Linked DNA regions of Homo sapiens: regions 1, 2 and 3 are each linked to region 4. A link is a loop called in an ENCODE intact Hi-C map of the cell type or tissue named here. Cell type or tissue: OCI-LY7. All regions are shown on one strand. Region 1 has its middle 240 kb from the start of LINC01950. Region 2 has its middle 260 kb from the start of LINC01950. Region 3 has its middle 94 kb from the start of LINC01950. Region 4 overlaps EFNA5 (ephrin A5).

Region 1 (5,000 bases), 270 kb after region 4:
TCAACTAGGTCTATGGATTTATAAAATGATGAGGCAATTTTATGCAGCAAAGACCAAGGATAGAAATGCAGTTTACATAAATGGCAATGGATTAGCACTTAAACCACTCTTCATGTATGTTTAAACAATCTTCCATGACCCTCAGAAATCTCCTTTTATAAACTTCATCATTTATCTGGGATTACAAGGGCAATGTTTTGACAACACTGTAGATTTACATGTAACTCGTCATTTGTTTATCATTTATTTGAGATGATTAGTGCCTGAACTTCAAATGCCTGGAATGTGTATTACACTCGTTTACATTTTTGGTAGACTATAGTCTTTTCAATGTACTTTTTAGGCCTGAGGACAGCTTGGTGACTTTAATGATCTTTCTAGTATCAGTCCCATCTAAGCCTGAAGAAAGCTGATGATTTATAACTTTTCAGCAAAGTTCAGTTTTAGTGATAATCCATCAAAGTCCTTAGTATTCTTCTCAGACTCTTGTCTCTCAGACCTAGTCCAACAAGATGTATTGGTCTCTGAAAATTGGCCCTCAGGGCCATGTAGTCTTCTAGAAACTCAGGAATGCAGCACCAGTTATAGGTTTTCCCAAATCTGTAGATGTAAGTGAACAAATAGTAATGTGGATACCAATAAAGCAAGAGAATATCTGCATTGGTAAAATACATACACACTGTATACCCTAGGCAAGTTATAATTATCATCCTCCAATATTGTCTATGCATCTAAAATAGCTTTTGCATTCATTCATATTTCCAATGATATAAATATGCCTGTTACCAACTACTTGTTATGATTTTTCCCCATTTAGGACCATCTTAAATTGATTTTTTGGCTTAAAATCAGAAAGAGATGTCCAGAGGAAGTCATTGAAAATAAATTCTATTTGCAGAACATGAAATTGTTGTGGTTGTGTGGTAGGTGAATGATTGTACACTTTAGAAATGGAAAGTTTAACAAGGTAGAGAATTTGTATTTGTGTTCAACAGAATTCCTTTGAGCGCTGGCTGTTGTGAGAGAAGCATTCTGAGCAGAAGACAAACTCTGCTCCTTTGGGGGCTGCAGATGGTGTGCACATTCACCTGTCAGTAGCCCTGGGTGTGTAAGCCATACCAGATGGAAAGGGAGAGAGAGAGAAGCAAGGCAGGAAGTGAGCATGGAGAAGTAAGAGGCAGCATCTGTGTGAGAGAGAACTGGCTTGAATAAGAAATGGCCAGAAATAATTTTTAGAAAGATTTCTGTGAAGCTTTGTGTAAATTCTCCATATTATCCATTAAAAGCAATTCACAATCAAGACCTACATAATACTTCAGGCCTTCTGTGGTCAGATTGCTGTTTAATTGAATGCAATGCTGTATAAAGACTGGTCCAGGTGACAGTCAGCTATATTTGGAATAAGTATGGGGAGGCACATGTGGGATTTTTGGATTCAAATTATTACCCTAGACCTAAACTAAAAGTGTACCTTCAGTATGATCATCTATGTTTTGGAATTATATGAAAATTAGTATTATGAAGTTTATACTGCATGTTTATTTCAACTGAAGAAACAGGGCATTATGAAATTTTGTAAAATATAAACATAGAGGAGTGTTCCTTGTATTATGTACATATGTGTCCATAGGATATATCTACAGTAGGGCAGTAGGGAAGGATAGATGTAGAAGTTTGGCAGAGATTTACGGGTAAGCCATATAATTCTAGAAACTGAATCAAAAACAGGAGGAACTGACCAGTATCAATGTTCACACACAATGTCCAAGGCAGAACTTAGAGTCAACAGTTAGATGGTTGATTAACCAAGAAGAAGAGCTGACTGAATGAACTCAATCTTTTATCTCCTATGATATCAAGCCTCTGGATGATATCACCTATTATAGTAAGAAGGTCATGAGACATCAATAAGGAAACAATAAGTCAGAAGGAGTTAAGGTCATGAGGATAGAGCAATGAGTTGCTGGGGGACAACTGAAGATGAGACAAGGGAGGGAGGCAGAAAAAACTATTTAATTGTATTGTGTGTAAGTCAGATCACCCCTTATGTCATTGGTTCTTGACCAGACTATGACTGGTTAAGGTTTGCTTTTAAAGACAAGGCTCTCAGGTGAGATAGAGCTAAGGTAGTCCTTGTGATGGTAATAATTTCTTATTATAGGGAAAATAGTAGCTGCATCTGTCTTGCTGGGGAACATTTCTCTGGTTGGGTAGATCTTATCCTATCAGTTTGTATCCTGTAGCATCATATTGGTTTGTTTGAGTTTAATGGTTGAGGGTCAACAGAGGAAGCCTTAAAAATTTCCTTGTGAACAAATGGGCTGAAAATTGATTTTTAACAGACTCCACGGATACCCATTTACTGAGGAAATTGGAATTGTTCTTGGAAAGGGAGAAGAGGTCAGTGACAGCCATGTTTAGGCTTGTTCAGTGGTTTTGCCTTACTTCACTGGACGAGAACAAATCTCTGGGGACTTGGCTGTAACTGTGGGACTGGAGTTAAGCAGACTTTGAGTCCAAGGGTAGAGGCCAGCTTGCCTAGAAACTGGAGAAATTAGTAGGAAATTTTATGCCAGGGACTGGAATAAAGGTCTCGAAAAGCAGTTAGAAATGCCACTGAAATGGAACAAAGATAAATAGCCTCAGGGCAGGGAAGTGCCACCAACGAAGTGGGGGTCTACAGGCGTTCAGGTCATTCATGGATTCTAACTCATCAGGAACTGCCATGGAGAATAGCTTATAGTTTTGAATTGGCAACTATGAATTAAGGAGAGGTGCAGCTGCAACGGTGGTCCATCCACTAGGGGGCAGTAGATTGAAGCATGGTCAATCAGAACTTGAGGCCGATTTACTATTTATAGGCAACGTTCTGGATTTTATTTCCAAACCAAGTAACCATCATGATTTTTGGAAGAGGAAAAAGAGGAAACTCTAGCAAACCTTCAGGCACACAAACAACTAAAACCTGAGGTGATGGTATGATTTCGGCGGCTCGAGTGATTTGAGTATGCTTCAGTTTCATGAAATCTGACCCCTCAAAAAAATAAGGTCTCCAGGTTGCAAACCCTGAAGAAGCTGGTTATAATCAAGTTGGAGATTTTACTCTATTATTTTTTTCAAAAGTGGCGTGCTGATCATAAGCAAAGTTGCTTTGATTCTCTGGCCTCCTCCTCGATTTCTCCATGTTTTGCAGACCTTAGGACACTAGGCTGCTCAGGAATTTTGGGGGGCAAGAGACAATCCCACATTTGTTTTAGTTGTTTTAGCAAGGGATTTCTAGGGGTTGTCAGCCCCTTGAGGGAAAGAATTAAGTGAATACCACTTTTCCCTAATATCATCAGAGACAGAGACTGGTATCATGTCAGAAATATGATGAGTTTTGCTCCTGGACTTTCCAAGGGGAGCTTCAAGAGTCATAGTGACTGAGATGAATCATCCTCAGCTCAGTAAGGATGGGAAGAAAACTGAGTGTGAGGCACCATAGTATGAGTAGGAGCAGGGCATGGGAAGCACGTACAGAGATGATGCTATTCTTTGTGGAATATTACCAAGGTGCTGTCACCATACGGTATAGCTAACACTTATTTTGCACCTGCCATGTGTCAGGCATTGTACTAAATGCCTAAACAGAATGATTTGTTCAATCCATACAATAATCTCAGGGTGAGATATTATCATTATTGCATTTTATAAGTGAGAAAACTGACGCCCCAAGCAGTTGGATTCCCACGGTAGGACTGGGTAACAAAGCTTGGCACCTGAGTTTTAATTTTACCTATGCTATTCTGCTTCAAAAATGAGGCAGATGATTTTATTCACCAGGGGTTTAGGGGACAGAGTACCAGATATGATAATTATGAGAAAGGCAGTTGTAAATTTGGGGGTGAGAGAAATACATCATATAAAATATTTAGAAAGTATTTTTTTTTGTTAAATGCTGTGTATCCCCTATCCCTGACACCCCCATACTTTATTTTTAAGAAATTATAAGTAAAGATCTATATTGTTCTTTAAGATTTCTGGAGTTGAACTTTTATATCTTTGAATTCAACACTGTGTCAAAAATGGTTCATGAGGGTGAACAGTTATATTTGGTTATAATAGTTATAATTCTGAATACATTTTATCATTAGCTGTGCATTTGTTATTTCTTCTTGACTTTTACATAAGATCTTTCTTCAAAGTTACTAAAGCTCTTTAAACGGTGGAAATTCAGAATAACGAAGACTGCGGCATGGTGAGGTATCTTCACTATGGTGTAGTGGTTATAAGCACAGACTGTGGTGTTGAGCTGTTTTGGACAGTTTCTCATCTTAAGAGTTGTGCTAACTCAGGGAAATCACAAGAATCCTGAGCCTCAGAATATCTTCTATAAAAAAGGGAAAATCTTTATTTACTAGGGTTTTTGAGAGTTTTAAATGAGATGACTGTAAAATACTTGTCAAAATGCGTGACAACATAATAAGAATATAATGTGACATATTGTTATTGTTATTATTATTAGCACTTCTATTTTCTGGTTGCTAGTATCAGCTTCACTCTGAATTGCATAATACATCAAGATAGACTGGATACCAAGTAATTTGACTATAGTAGCCTTCTATTGATAGCTATTAACTGTCTTGGGCTTATAGATAACTCTTCTTTTTTGAAATAAGTTTTTCTCCTGGATTCTAATGTTGCTCCTAAAATACTGGCCACTTCTGTTTGTCTTTATTTCTAATGTCTGTTCCTCTTTTCATTCTCTTACTATTGAAGTATCCCAAGGCCTAGAGCTTGGAACTCTCATCTTCTTTATTTTATCTGTACTCACTCCCTTGGGATATCAACCTCACATTTACATTGACCACTCCCAAATATATATCTCCAAACCAGAACCCAATTGTAGATTCATATGTTCAATTGCCTATTAACACTCTCACTTAGATGCCTAATAGACGTATTAAACAAATTATGCTAAAAACTGAACAGTTGCTTTTTTCTTCTAAAACTTTCTCTAC
Region 2 (5,000 bases), 240 kb after region 4:
ATTGCTGATAAATATCATATAGAGCTTTGTGCACCCCAAACTTTCTCCAGTTATTTGGAATCAAACTTTAATTCAGTTTTTCTCAAGCTGTGGTTTATGAATCTTCTGCTTTTGAATCACTTTGCCAGATGACTGGGTTCCATGTCACACCTTCTGAATTAGACTTTTCATGGTTGTACTGAATCCTGGAATCTACATTTGAAATAAGGGGTCCAGATGATTCCAATACATAATAAAATTTAGAATCCCTGTCTTAACGTCATCACATTTTAAGACACTTAATTTGCTGCTTTTTGAAATTGACTTCTAGTGTATATATAATTATATTGTTTTACTAATTTTTTAAAAATATTAACTTTAAGGTAATTAAAAAACACCAAAAAATGCATTATTGAAATTTTTTTTACAACTTAAAGGATAATTCACATGATTTGAAAAATGACTGCCTAACGGCATCTATGTTTTCCCCAGTGTTGATTAATTCTAACAATTAATTCAATTTGGCAAATATGGTTTTGTACGCTAATGTTAGATTTAAGCTTTCAAAACAGGAGGCTATTTTCCTTTGACTTGTATAGCAAAAAGGAAAGGACCTCTAGCTTACACAGTTGACAAAGTGAAAAGCTTATAATTCATTTGTGTTTTTAGTTAATTACATTCCTTTGTAACCCAAATGAATCTTAGAGCCGCAGGTAGCACAATTTCCAGAGAGAATTATATTCAAAAAAGAAAAAAGTGTTTGGCCAACAAATACAATTAAAAGTGAATTCTAACGTGTACCTACCTCCTTCATAGAGTGTTAAAGGGAGTTTCTGGCTTGGGTTTTTCAAAAGTCCCTCCTAAACTCTCCAGTTCTTCTGCTATCCTAAAGTTGTTATTGAATATTTTACATCATAAATTATAAACTCCCTCCCCACTTTCACTTTGGCTATCTTTTTTCCTCTTCCCTCTCAATCCTCTCTATTATTTAGAGAGATATAATCTCTAGGGATACCCTCCTTTTTCTTCTGACTTAATCTCTTGATTATTGTAATTCAAAATACCTGAGAATCAGACTGACAGATGCTTTCTATCACTTACTTCTGATGTAAATAACTAGGAACTGATTGAAAATATGAATGTAGACCTGGAAGTCTCGATGGTTGTTTGGCATTTAAAAATTTCATTTCCATCAATATGTCCTTAATATTACTGTTAGGAAATGAAACTTTAGCTACATGAGTTCTATGAAATGAAAATATTTTAACTTTTGTAATTTTGGCACCTATTAAGTGATATAAAATTTTGTGGCATATAATTTCAACATCTAGTATGAAATATGATATGTAATTAAAAACGGAATGCCAAACAGCACATACTCATTGTTGATTCCAGATTGCAGCAGCAGCAAAAACATTTTCATGTTAATATTGGTACTTTCACAGTTAAATATGGTCTAAGCACTGTGGAACCACATATAGACCTCAGACTTTTGTCGCAGGGAAATTTTTATTACATGCTTTGCCTTCAATTTACTTTAATAACACTTAATAATAATGCATTGCATTTATGAAGCACCTTTTATCCAATGATTCCGAAGCATAATATAAACATTAATTTTTAAAACTCTCTAGGAGAGAAGTATTTATACTCATTAAAATTTTTAATAAAAATATAAATGCATGCTATAACTGGAGCTAACATATTAAATGGCTTAATTTGCTAAGGAATAGAAGCTGTACAGTTTTTGCTTCTGAATTTTGAAATTCAGTTCTTATTAAAAATAAGACAAAAGCATTTTTTTTGTGTGTGTACAAAGTCTTTCACGAAGGGAGAACCATGGCTGCTTGATTCACCATGGGTTGTCCATTGCGTAACATTTTCTGCATGAAGAGGGCATTTGGGCAGTACTAAATAGTTGGAAGAATGAATATAGACTTAAAAGAAAAGAGCTGTTACTTTTTAATGATTTTTTATTATTAAAGTTAAACTATCATAGTATAATTTGTTAATGGTTATAGTGAGTTGCATGGTGGTCTATGAAGAGATATGTCCATGGCCTAACTCTCAGAACTTATGAATTTCACTATTTGAAATAAGGGTCTTTGGAGATGCAATTAGGACACTTGAAATGAGATCTTTTTGGATTGTCCAGATGGGCCCTAAGTCCAATGACAAATTTTTGAGACAGAAGAAAAGACTGACAGACAGAGGAAAAGGCCATGTGGAAATGGAAGCAGAGATTGGGGCGATGCAGCCACAAGGAGTGGCAGCAGCCACTAGAAGGTGGAAGCAAGGGAGGATTCTCCACTAGAGGCTGCAGCAGGAGTGTGGCTCTGCTGGCACCTGGTCCTTGCACTGCTGGCCTCTGGACCTGCAAGAGAATACATTTCTGTTATTTTAAGCCACATGGTTTGTGGTATTTCATTATGGCAGCCCTCGGAAATTAATATGAGGTAAAGATTCTGGTATTAAAGGCTTCTTTAAAAGTTGCTACATTCTGGAAGACTAGTATTTTGGTAGTGAATTTTTCGGCAACCTATAAGAGGGCTTATATCATTAAAAACAGAATTGTTATATGTATAAAATCCTGACATTACTAATTCAGAATATAGATCCCTATCTTGTTGTACTCATCATTGACACACATAAAAATTACCACTTATTTGCTGAGAGAAAGCTGTTTACGTTTTTTTCTGTCTTTTTATATCAGTGATTTCTACTTTTGTAGATATTTTCTTTCTTAAAAATAAATGCATCAAATATCATTATGAAATGGATTCCACTTTTCACTGTGCATATGAGGAAGTATAAATAGATTTCACCATAAGTTATAATGAAATGTTAATAATTATCACCATTTCAAACAGAAATATAAGGTTAGTATTTTGCTAATTATACAAGTGAGAAAATTGAAGCTCACAGAGAGTAACTGACAGAGTTCCCAGCACTAGTAGGCAGTAGAGTGGCAATTGAATGGCCTGTCTAGCAAGTCTGCTTTCTTAACCAGGACACACTTATGTGAACCAAGACACCATAATCCACATGGTGGATGCTGCTATGTCCCTCCTTTAACTCATTGGAAAGTAATGTGATAAAACTTATGTACTTTAATTGATTATAAACTTAATGTAATAGTTCCTCTAAGAAGATGTTTTGCCTTGAAAGACTACCTGGGCATGGAGAACTCATAGTAGAACTGATGGGGGAAGATATTTTTAGGATGTTCCTTTTTAATTAAAGCCAATCTAGGATAGGAAATTGCTTACTGTGCACTCACATAAGATTGACCCTGAATCTGTAGGATGTGACTCACTTGAAACAGATGGAAAATTGAAATCTGATTCACTGATCTGGGCTGACTTTACAGTTTTATTTAACTGATTAGCTTCGTGGATACTTGTATAGAACAACTTCTGTGGAGGGAAGGGGCTTAGAGGAATTATGTCTATGGTGTAACGTAGGCTGCATGAAGACTCTGACATTATCTGTGGCTACATTGATGGATACTGAGTAGCTCAAAACCGGGAGTATGAGAGCCTTCTATCTTTCTAAACTTTGACGTTCTCTTATTCAGTATATTTCCCTAAAGTGTTGGGATAAGAAGCTCACTTTGCCAATATTGAAAATCTTGCTTGGAGTTAAATTTTTGATCTGTGTTCAAATTCTCACTTTGTTACTTACTAGCTATATGACTTGAGCAGGTTAACCAACTTCTTTGACTTTCTTTGAATTTGAATTTCATCTTTAGCATACTGAAGAAAAAAAATCCTGGTGTAGTTTTTTAAAAGGCCCAAACACATAGTTAATTCATATTAATATCATTCTTTGCCAACAAATATTTTTTGACAACCTCTATGTGCCTGTCAGATAGAAAGGTTCATTAATTGACTTGGAGATTGGGCGATGTGGAACTCTGATTAAGAACTTTTGTATCTACCCATTCATGGGAAGTCTGAGAAAATGAACTGGAAGCCAGTGGCTTCCACGGAAAGCCGCCCTGGTAGATGGCTATCAGCAGCTCAGTGCCCTCTCTTTGCCAAGCCACCAGTGGGCATTGTCCCAGTGATGGTTCCCTGCTAATGAGGGTGCTCAAGATTGTTTTGTGGATAATACTTTCTGACAGTTGTCAATTGTCAGGGAAGTTTAAATAGCTGGAGAACTTTCTGTGTAGGCCAACTTATATGTCAGAGGCAGGGTTGTAAATGGCACTTCAAGGCACCTAAACATGTCAATGAAATGGAATTGGAAATGATACTTGAAAACCTTGGCTGGCTTTATGTTCTGATAGCATTTTTGCCTTAATGTTCTTCTTTGGACAGTGTGTTGGCTAGCTGTAATTCTAACCCTCTACTTTCACTGAATCATATGATTATATTGTCTTTAGTTACATATATAACTTGGCCAAAACAAAAATATTTACATAAATAACTAAAATTGCTCTGTGAAAATAGGAAACTCAACATTTACAAAACCCAACTAGGTGTATACTACTAGTGGGTATACAGTTGGCTTGTCAAGAATATCAATTGAGTGTACAGTGCCTGTATTTAATGAAAGAAGAAACATGGGGTCTTGCAAAATAACGTTGATGTGAGGAGGGTCCTATAAACATGTATGATGACTTTTTCAAAGGTGATAAGTGTTATTACAATAAGACAAAGGCCATGTAAGTCTAGGAAGCTTTCATGGAAAATGTGAGTTTTGAATAAGGTTTTGAATGTTTTGAAGGTATAGGTCTCAGCAGCAAGATTGTTTTTTGGGAAACACAGATAGGGAGAATGCCTTAGGCAATATGCTCTCATGTTATACTCTTTCTATATCCCTAGGCTACATTAAGACTTCAAATATTTCTTGTGTTAAATATTCCCATATTTGCATATACAGTCTAGTACATCCAATTCCCTACTGGCTTGACTTCTCCAGAAGATTCCTCAACTCAACCTATTTAACACAGAATTCATTAATATACTCCCCTCTGCTCCTCTCTTTCACTCTGCTTCTCTCAGTGAGGGGCATTA
Region 3 (5,000 bases), 410 kb after region 4:
GAGAAAAGAGCAAAGAATTTAGGGTCCGTGCAGGCAATGGATTGTGATTAAAATGATGAACCACCATGGAATTCTAGGCTATTTTAACAGGGAGGAAAGGACAAGGTAAGTGACTGCTGATAAACTTATTAGGGCCACTGTATTGTGGATCCCATGGAGTCAAAGAATCATTGGAGTGGAGGTACTTCTGGAAATGGATGGAGAAGACAATAAGTGGTTGTGATTTAACAGGTTTTATGCTATTGGTGATTATAAGTTCTAAGATGTGACCATGGGAGTGGGGTGGGAGAAGTGGCCTGGAGATTAGAAAATCTGACGTAAGGAGTTCTAGGAGCTGAAATACCTGGATGGTTCTTTTATGTGAACATTGCAATTATTAAAAATTATTATAGAAGAAATGTGGAGAAAAAGGCAACAATCCTAGGGTTTATGTCTTTAGTGAGTGAAGGGGGATTGTCTAAGACCATTTGTGCAGATACAACAAAATACCACAGACTGGGTAATTTATAAATCATTATTTATTACTCACAATTTTAGCAGCTAGAAAGTCCAAGATCAAGGCCATAGAAGAGATTGTGTCTGGTGAGGGCTGCTCTCTGCTTCCTTCTTGTTATATCCTCCAGAAGGGATGAACACTATGTCCTCACATGGAGGAAGGGATGGAAAGGGCAAAAGAGAGAGAGACAGTGCTCCTGTACCTCTTTTATAAGGTCATTAATCCCATTCAAGAAAGTTCTGTCCTCATGACTTAATCACTCCCTAAAGGCCCCAGCTCTTAATACTATCATATTGGTGGTTAAGCTTCAACATATGAATTTTGGAGGGGCACATACATGTAAACCATAGCAGGGATAATCAGGAGGATGAAAGATGACTGTGGGAGCAGGGGTAGAGGAGTCTGTAATCTGATGGCCTGTACTTTAGAGTAGCTAAGTGGTTTCATTTGATTTTTTTGAGAAGGCAAAAATAATGATGGGAAATAATAATGAAGGGAAAAATAATAATAGGGTACAGAGGAGCAAAAATGATGCTCTCATTTTCAGCCAGGTTAGCATTAGGATGGGAAGGAATGTTATTGGAGAGATTTAGAAGAGAAGTCATTTGCTGATGGCAGACTATGAGTTCCAAACATTACAATGAAATGTTTCTGCAGTAATGGAGGAGTAAGAAATTAGGCTGGACCAGGAGCTACAGAGAGCCTTATGAAGAGGGGAATCTTGGTCATAAGGGATGACCTGAGGTTTAGAGCTCCTTGTGATGACTGAGACAAGCAGAGATGTAGTCAAGGAAGATATTCAAAATATTTTGCTAACAACCATTATGGCATGGGCCCTCACCAGTCAGAATGGGCACCATTCTGTCATAATGGCCCAGTTATAAACAATTGTTATTTTGCTATCAGTGCTTCCAAACTGAATCCCACTTTTGGATGATGGGGCTGGTTCTCATGGCAGGCTCCTCCTTGGGTTTGTTTTTTAGGGCAGTTTGGTATGGCAAGGCTGAAAATGTGTAGTTGGAGAATATTGGGAGCTCTGTGGACTCCATCTTCAATTCTCCTAGGGCACTCCCAATTATAAATGTCTGTAATATATAGTTGTAATATTTTCTAAAAGAAAAGAACTTGGAGTTCAAAGATATAAAAGCAACCCTTGCTCTGTATTGACTAATTGCTTGAGCTTTAGAAAGTACTGTAACTGTTCTGGGCCTCAGTTCTCTCACCTACAGTATGAATTAGACTGGATTAGAACATTTCTAAGGTCCCCTTTGGTGGCAAGGACTTGAAATACGACTTATAGCTTGCTTATAAACATTTGCTTCATCTACATTTTTCAGCTGAGGTGCTATTTTGATTTTGTCATTTGCACTGAGTCTTTTCAGTCTTTTGATAAATGTTCCCTACATCAAAATGTCCCTAACTTCAAACAAGTTATTTTCAGTCTATTATGTAGTGATTTTCTGATTTGGTAAGGAAAAAGAAACCACGGAATTTCTATTTTCTATCTTAAACTTGTTCAGTCTTTCTTCTACTTACTCTTTCAATACTCCTAAGGGAAAAATAATTTTTTTTAAGTCTTCTGGGAGAATTTTTCATTTTTGCTAGTTGTTACATATTTTCCTGAAAGTTTTTAAAGTACTTAACTGTTAAGTGCATTTAAATTATTCCTAAACTTTTAAAGACTTTTTTAAAAGTTAAAGATTGCCTCCTTTGTGGTTAAAATTAAAAACAAGAAACAAGGGACCCTGAAAAAGAACTCATGCTATGTCACTTGTTTAGACAGTTTCAAGGCCACTGAGACTGTTACTAAAACTTCATCTTTTCTTAATGCTGTTCATCTTGCTGCTTCTTTTTTATTCTATGAAAAAAATATTTTTAAACAAATTGTCAGGAACTTTTGGATGCTAGACACAGAAGCGACTTAAATGGATTGTGTTAGTTACCCATTACTATGTCCCTGGTTGCTCTGAAACTGAGCTTCTTAAAAGGACCCACACTTTTTAATCTCAAGGTCTCTCTGGGTCAGGAATCTGAGCACAGTTTAGCTTGGCTCTCTATTTCATGGTCGCTCACAAGGTTATAGTCATGCTGTCAGCCAGGTGTCAGCAGTGTCATCTGGCGGCTAGAATGGTAAATGATCCACTACCTAAATCATTCAGTGGTTACTGGTAACATTCAGTTCCTTGGGCCACTGTTGGACCAAGTGTCTTAGTGAAATTGGGGAGCTCCCTGACTCCTTTGTGAGCAGGAACTGGAGAGGCTCATTTCACTCAGCCTGCCTCTGGCCACTCCTCACAGGAGGAAGCATGCAAATTAAGCGAGTGCAGAAACTGGAGCGAAGGAAAGCTGGAACGGCTGGCCACTTCTCTCTGGTGGGAGCAGGCCCTGTGCTGGCCCCACAGGATTGTCCAAATGTATTACAATGCTCTTTTAGCAGTTGCTGTCCACTGACGGCTAAGTGTTAACCAGAGCAGTGTAGAGTCAGGGCGAGAGCCTTTTACAGCCTGCCATCTTGGTACCCAGGTCCTTGTTCAGTGTCCAGGAAGAATCAGGTCTTGAAGGATGGTGAATGCGGAGGTTTTATTGAGTTATAAAGGTGGTTCTCATCTGAGATGGAAGCTGCCTCTGTCTGCTTTAAATTAGTTATCTTTATAGCCAGAATAAACAAATAACTCAGTTTTCTACTTTTCTAGTTTTTATGAGCTAAGTAGTTTAATAGACTGCCCAAAGGCAGTCTTATCTGCACCTATCTATAGCATGAAAGAAAAAGCTCAGTCTTTAAATTCAGGCAGATCTAGATTTGAAACTTCACCCTGATTAAATGACATTACCTATTCTCTCTGAGTTTTAGTTTCCTCATTTACAAAAATGTGACAACATCTTTCACACAGGGTGGTTATGAGCAATAAAACAATTACAGGAAAAGGTGCAATGCATGGCACGTAGTAGCAGTAAAATCAATTATGATTTTTACTACTATAATATTTATAATTTAATATTAATATATTTGTATTAATGATAGTAGTAATAATTATCACTCTTTTTACTTTCTCATTATGTTTTTTCCAAAAAATATGATTTCCTAAAAGCACAATAATACGTTATTTCATTATTTATAATTGTAACAATTGTATTTGTTTGTAGGATCAGGTATTCAAAAATATTTTTCCACTTTCTCCTGTGATTCATTTTGTGTGTCTGTTGCAATCTTATCAGCCAGAATGTAAATTTTGTAAAGCGTGCTAGACTGAATTTAATTGTTAGACATGACTCATTCTTTTCATAAAGACAATACAAATTTTCTTGCAAGATATTGACAGTGTAACTTGGTGAATCATATCGGATTAAATATTTTATTAATATTTAGTGATCACTAGCAATATTGTGTTAATATTTTATTAATATTTAGTAATTACTCTCCATGTGCTGTTTTATTGAGTTATAAAGATGGTTCTCAGTGGGATGGGGAGCTGGAAAGGGGATGGAGTGGGAAGATAATCTCCAACCATCTAGCTGCCTCTTCGACGTTCAGATGCTTCTTCTCTTCTCTCCTCTGCCGTGCCACTCTGTTCCTCTGCCAGTGGAGTTTGGGGTTTATATGGGCACAGGATAGCAGGGAGGGGTTGGCCACAAAGCAACATTCAGGTGCAAAAACAGGAATGCCTGTTCTCATTTAGGGTCATGGGTCCAGGCTTGAGGGTGGACCCCTCACCAGGGACCCTGCTCTCCTGCTTCCTGTCTGTATCATTAGTTCCTCCCTTGTATTGACCAAAGGTCATCTGAGTTCCTCACCAGGCATCTCACCCTTGTGGCAGCTGCTTTTTCACAGTATGCAAGCCAAGATGGCAATTGAGAGAGCATGCTAGTAAGACAGAAGTCACAGCCTTTTGTAACTAATCATGGTGTTGACATCTTATTCCTTTTGACTTATTCTATTCTTTAAAAGCAAATTATTAACCCATATTCAAGAGGAAGGATTACACAAAGGCATGAATTCTAGAAAGTTGGATTATTGATGGTCATTTTAAAAGTCATCTGCCACACAGATTCATCCACATAATTGAAAAGGTGAGGTATAACTTGTCTTCAAGCACAAATGGATCCAGAAACTTAAAAGTTGCCATCAAATGTCAGTTTCTTTCCATCACCTTTACTCCAGTTAGTTTGATTCTTAGGTGAGTTATCCTTTCACAGTAGCCCATAATGGCTCCAGATGTCTATCCCACTTGTTCAGCAATTCAGTGGAAAGTGAGTGTTTCTTTCCTATCAGTTCCAGCAGAAGTATTGGGGTTACAACCACTGATCCTGTTTGAGTCCCATGATCATTCTTTAATCAATCATGTGACTTTTATTGGCCATTCCAGGCCATGTCCCTTTTCCTGAAGGAGAAGGGACATCCCCATCTAAACAGCATGGGGTGAGACATCCATGTTGTCACATCCATGCTGTCCCATGTTTAGTGAGACATCCCTACCTAAACAGCATGGACTGAGAGTTGTGGAGA
Region 4 (5,000 bases):
AGTGAGCCATGATTATACCACTGCGCTTCAGCGTGGGCGACAGTGTGAGACTGTGTCTCAAAAATGAAATAAAATTCTAGTGTCTAGGGCTGTAGGTCATTTGAATTGTAAGGATAAGTAACCCAACATAAATGGTAATTCAACAAATGGATGATGTAACAAGCTCTACAGTAAAATAAACCCTGTTCATTTTTAAACTGCTTTGGGATGATTTTTAGTTTCTTGGGCTTGGATTCTCCTGTGTACAACATATCTCATAGATAGATAGCCTTTGGGGCGTGAGCATGAGTAGGAAGAGGTTATAAGATTAGGAAGTACCCAGAGTTCTGTATTATAACACATTGATTTGATTTGTGGAGTCCAGGCCTTAAGTAGATAAAACAGAGCACTTTAAAAGCCATGTCTGCTGGGTGCAGTGGCTCATTCCTGTAATCCCAGCACTTTGGGAGGCCAAGGCAGGCAGGTCACCTGAGTTTGAGAGTTCGAGACCAGCCTGACCAACATGGAGAAACCCTGTCTCTACGAAAAACACAAAATTAGCCTGGTGTGGTGGCGCATGCCTGTAGTCCCAGCTACTAGGGAGGCTGAGGCAGGAGAATCGTTTGAACCCAGCAGGCGGAGGTTGCATTGAGCCGAGATTGTGCCACTGCACTCTAGCCTGGCAACACAGCAAGACTCCATCTCAATAATAATAATAATAATAATAATAATAATAATAAAATAAAAAATAAAAACCATGTCTTGATGCTGGGCATGGGGGCTCACATCTGTATTCCCAGCACTTTGGGAGGCTGAGGCAGGCGGATCACTTGACGTCAGGAGTTGAGACCAGCCTGGCCAACATGGTGGAACCCCATCTCTACTAAAAAATACAAAAATTAGCCAGGTGTGGTGGCTCAGTCGCCTGTAATCCCAGCTACTTGGGAGGCTGAGGCAGGAGAATCACTTGAACCCAGAAGGCGGAGGTTACAGTGCAAGTGGACTTTCTAGTTGATTGGGACCATCTTGTCTGCTCCTTGACAGTACACGTGGCTGGCAGAGAAAGGAAGATGGAGCTGCCATCCTGCACATGTCTAGTCCTTAGTTCCTGCCGGCATTCACCCATGCAAGCTCCTAGCTTGCAGGCAGCTCTTTGTTAGAAAATGATTTGGGGCTGTTTTTCTGTTTTTCATTAAAAAGAAAAGCCTTATCAAGGACTCCCATGCCCTTGCTATCTGCCTAATTTCTTCTTAACTCCTATATCATAAGGAGAGGTAGGAGATTAAGTCAGTGAAGTAAGGAAAGAGGAGACGGGAGGCAGGTCACGTAGGACCTCATAGAATCCTTGTAGAGACTTGGGCTTTTACTCTGAATGAGACAGGAAGCCATTGGAGGGTCTGAGCATTTGTTTCTCCTCCTTTGAAGAATAATTTTTTTATTTGCTTGACAATAAAAAGGGTTAGCACATTTCCATTTTTAGGGTTACCATTGGCCTTTGTGTTGATGGTTCCTTCTGGCAGAAAAATAAATCTGCCCTTGTATGTCAGCTTCCTTGGGTCTCCCACACACTCGTCAGGTTGTGGAGAAGTTTGAATTTAAAACAAGCATTTCACAAATGACTCACGTTCCAGGTGGGATGATGTGTTCTCTGCCTACCACAGAGAAGGGAGAAATCAGTTCACATGAAACAGTAACCTTTTCTTTCTCTCTGCATTTTCCTAGGAGCAGAAAAGCACACAAATGCTTTCTTTCTGATTGTGTATTTGGAATGTTCCTTAAGATGGATCTCTGTTGAATTCCCAAGTGAATACTCCAATCTGTATTTAGTCTCAAATTCTGACAAAAAAGAAAACCTCTACCTGATGAGGAGCCCCGTCTCTCTGCTGTTTTCTTTAGGTCTGGAAGATCAGGGATGCTTCATAACTTGGTGCCAGAAGAGAAGGGAAGATTGATTGGGGTTTTATGAGGTGGCAAAATACATAGCTAAACCTGGGGACAGGGATGTCATTTAGCATGACAGAAACAGCAGAAAACAGGAATAGTGCTTTATTTTGTTGTTTTTGTTAAAGCAATGTGAGACTTGTTATTTCTACCCCCGTGGTCCTGGTTGTTTTTGTGTTCAGCACAGACGTTCAGGAAACAGATTCCAGCACCAACACCTGTGCGACGCTGACCCAGGCCTACCTCGCAACATCCTCCTCTCTTACTGTATCACACAGATCAGCTTACATGTCACACTTATTTCCTCTCCCCTCTGCTCATCCATCCATAGCTATCCACTGAGCATTTCTGTCCCTCCCTCTGAGTTCTTGGAATTAAAGAAAAAACAACATAGAGCCCAGTATCTCAGTGAAGAGCCTGTTTTTAATGGACGGATACCACCAGCCTCTTTCTGTTCAGAAACATCTTATGAATCACAAGCAGTTTTGCAGGCTTGCAAGAAGCTGGTGCCCCACAGCACCCGTCATGTAGAATAAATAAATGAACAGTTGATTTCGGTGGGGTGTCGGTGTCCTATTTTTAGAATACCATGTTTTCTGCTGGGGCCATTCAGGTAGTTCTCGTTTTAAAATTCTAACATCTGCCCAGCATACATCTTCTGACATCTGGCTTCCACTTGCTACACAAGTGAGACACTTTGACTCATTTCCCCATCTTTGCAGTGGGAGAGTACCCATTCCTGACATGCTCTGAAATGGGGCAGGTAGCAAATGATTTGGAAACAAAACCCACAGAATCAACATGCTCATCACATTTTATTATTAATTGAGCTCCCAAGCGAGTGTTTCCTTGTAAATCCCAACAGGCTTTTATTTGATAGAGTCTCTCTCTCTCTCTCTCCCTCTCCCTCTCCTCTTGGCTCAGGAGGGGGCAAAGCTGCCCCTCTTTTCCCAGCCCCAAATCTCTGACTACAGTAGGACTTAAGCACAGCAGCCTGAGCTGAAGCATGTCATCCCTGAAACAAAGCTACAGAGGCATGGTGCCAAGGCAGCCAGGGAAGCACAAATTACCTCTCATGCCTGGTGGGTGAGGCCCCTAGCCCCATCCCTGAGTCCATTCCTCCTGGCCACTGGGTACGTAAGTACCCATCAGGAAGGGGCAGAGCCTCTTTCTACTAAGAGTAGTACAGTCCAAATCATCAAAGGAGACCTCATCAAGACTAGCTCACTTGGAGACTTCTTCACCAAGGAGCACAGACTTAAATTTACAGTTGATTCTCTCCACAGCAATTTTATGTCTTCAAAGAGCTCCCCAATTATTTTTATTACGTTTTCTTGGTAAGCAACCCATGGTGAGGTAGTGCACAATGAACTACCTGAGGTATAAAAGAAGTTAAGTGATTTACTCAGAAAGAGTGGTTAGCAGGGTTGCCTTTGAATTCAGAACAGCATTCTCGGTGATTGCTGCTTGATGGAGCTGTCATCTTGGAGTTAAGTTCTCGTATATGCTTTTGCAAAAACACCATGGTGTGTGTTTGGCTCTGGCAAAACTTTATCTCATTGCTCTATTTTAATGGCAATAATCACTGGAAATCAGCACAAAGTCTTCAGCTTCTTAACCTGGGTGACATGCTTCAGTTTTGTGCCTTCTGTGACTCTCTGTAATGATGGCCTACAAGAACTGTAAACCTCCTAGAAGGTAAAAAAAAACAGGCTAGAGTATTGATTTCAGGTTGTGTGAGGAAGAAACAAGGTGGGGGTTTTTGTGTTTTTTGTTGTTGTTGTTGTTGTTGTTGTTTTGTTTGTTTTGTTTTGCCCCTCAGCTTGCAAATCAGTTGCTTATACCCAGGCGATTGCAGCCATTTACACCCTACTGAGGAGCCTATGTGGGGTTCTTTAACCACTGAGCCAGGATTGATTGACAGCCACTGTCTTCAACTACAACAGAGATGGAGTGAGCGCTTATACAGACTCAGTGGGGTGGGACTTCCCTGTTGAATGCTGCTTTATGTCTTTTCAGGCAAATGCCATTTACATCTGCCCACCATTTGAAGTCTCTTTTGACTTTCTATTTCTTTCGAAAGGAAGTAAAACAAGTGTTGCAGGAGCCACAGATAGCATCATGGCATTTTCTTCATTTTCTCAAAATGCACCTTTTGGGTGTTTTGTGAGCAAGATCTTAAGGAAAGTAGGTCTTTTCAGATGAAAATTTTGTGAAGTCTTACTATGATGTAAGCTAATGAAAATTTGGGGGAATGCATTGTGAGTAGGCAGGGCTATAATTGTTTTTTAGCCCTTTGAACAAACCATGTCTACATATAACATGTTCATGGTGCCACATTATTAGTCAGGTTTTTTTTAAGAAAAGTAATATATGTATGCATTGATAGATAAGAACTATTTTTTTTATGATAGTTTTGATGTTAAATAGGCAGTGGTGATAAGGATGAATTTAGAGCTATGCTATTAGATGATTTAGGGCACTTAATTTACAGATTAAAGTTGAAACTAAAAAGATTGTTGTACTTTTAAAAAAGCTTCAGGTTGGAATGTAACACTTTATAAATGGATATTCATAGAAAGTCACAATAGCAAAATATAGATTTACAAAATCAGTGTATTTTTTAGGATACCATTTATTTTATTATTAAAATACTGAGTTTATTTTACATGTATATTTTTGTTTCTCTACCAGTTTCATGCTTGACTACCACTACTACTATATTCTATCATAATATTCCATACATCCATTTACTTTAAAAATGTGTTCAAATATCCCTGATCTCATCATCTTTTCAAACTTCGTGGGGATTTTATATTTAGAAATGCAACTATGGTGCCGGGAGCAGTGGCTCACTCTTGTAATCCCAGCACTTTGGGATGCCGAGGCGGGCTGATCACCTGAGGTCAGAAGTTCGAGACCAGCCTGACCAACATGGTGAAACCCTGTCTCTACTAAAAATACAAAATTAGCCAGGCGTGGTGGCGCATGCCTGTTATCCCAGCTGCTAGAGAGGCTGAGACAGGAGAATCACTTGAACCTGGGAGGCAGAGGTTGCAGTGAGCCAAGATCGTGCCATT

Evidence for each region. Peaks named below come from ENCODE experiments on the same cell type or tissue, not always from the same donor. Only the 100,000 strongest peaks of a DNase experiment are listed, where the experiment ranks them.
Region 1: a loop joins it to region 4, with 2.9 times the contacts of the local background. A loop is called at or near these places in 1 of 110 quality-filtered maps.
Region 2: it touches region 4 in a loop (2.8-fold over the local background); 1 of 110 quality-filtered maps calls a loop at or near these places.
Region 3: a loop joins it to region 4, with 2.8 times the contacts of the local background. A loop is called at or near these places in 1 of 110 quality-filtered maps.

Annotation. Positions count from the first base shown.
Region 1 is chr5:107,246,066-107,251,065 of GRCh38, reverse strand. No RefSeq gene overlaps it. Among named protein-coding and RNA genes, the nearest start is that of LINC01950, 240 kb to the right of the region's middle. In OCI-LY7, CTCF peaks have their summits at 2,596 and 2,796 (motif pointing right); DNase peaks (open chromatin) are centred at 1,125 and 2,805.
Region 2 is chr5:107,266,735-107,271,734 of GRCh38, reverse strand. No RefSeq gene overlaps it. Among named protein-coding and RNA genes, the nearest start is that of LINC01950, 260 kb to the right of the region's middle. In OCI-LY7, a CTCF peak has its summit at 2,965; no DNase peak of the experiment used is centred here.
Region 3 is chr5:107,102,463-107,107,462 of GRCh38, reverse strand. No RefSeq gene overlaps it. Among named protein-coding and RNA genes, the nearest start is that of LINC01950, 94 kb to the right of the region's middle. In OCI-LY7, a CTCF peak has its summit at 2,607 (motif pointing left); a DNase peak (open chromatin) is centred at 2,582.
Region 4 is chr5:107,511,082-107,516,081 of GRCh38, reverse strand. The region is part of intron 1 of EFNA5 (ephrin A5); the gene reads left to right. Among named protein-coding and RNA genes, the nearest start is that of EFNA5, 160 kb to the left of the region's middle. RefSeq lists enhancers at 2,656-2,715, 3,700-3,994 and a silencer at 3,700-3,994. In OCI-LY7, no CTCF peak of the experiment used is centred here; DNase peaks (open chromatin) are centred at 1,611, 2,121, 2,511, 3,891 and 3 weaker places; H3K4me3 peaks cover 3,592 bases; H3K27ac peaks cover 5,000 bases.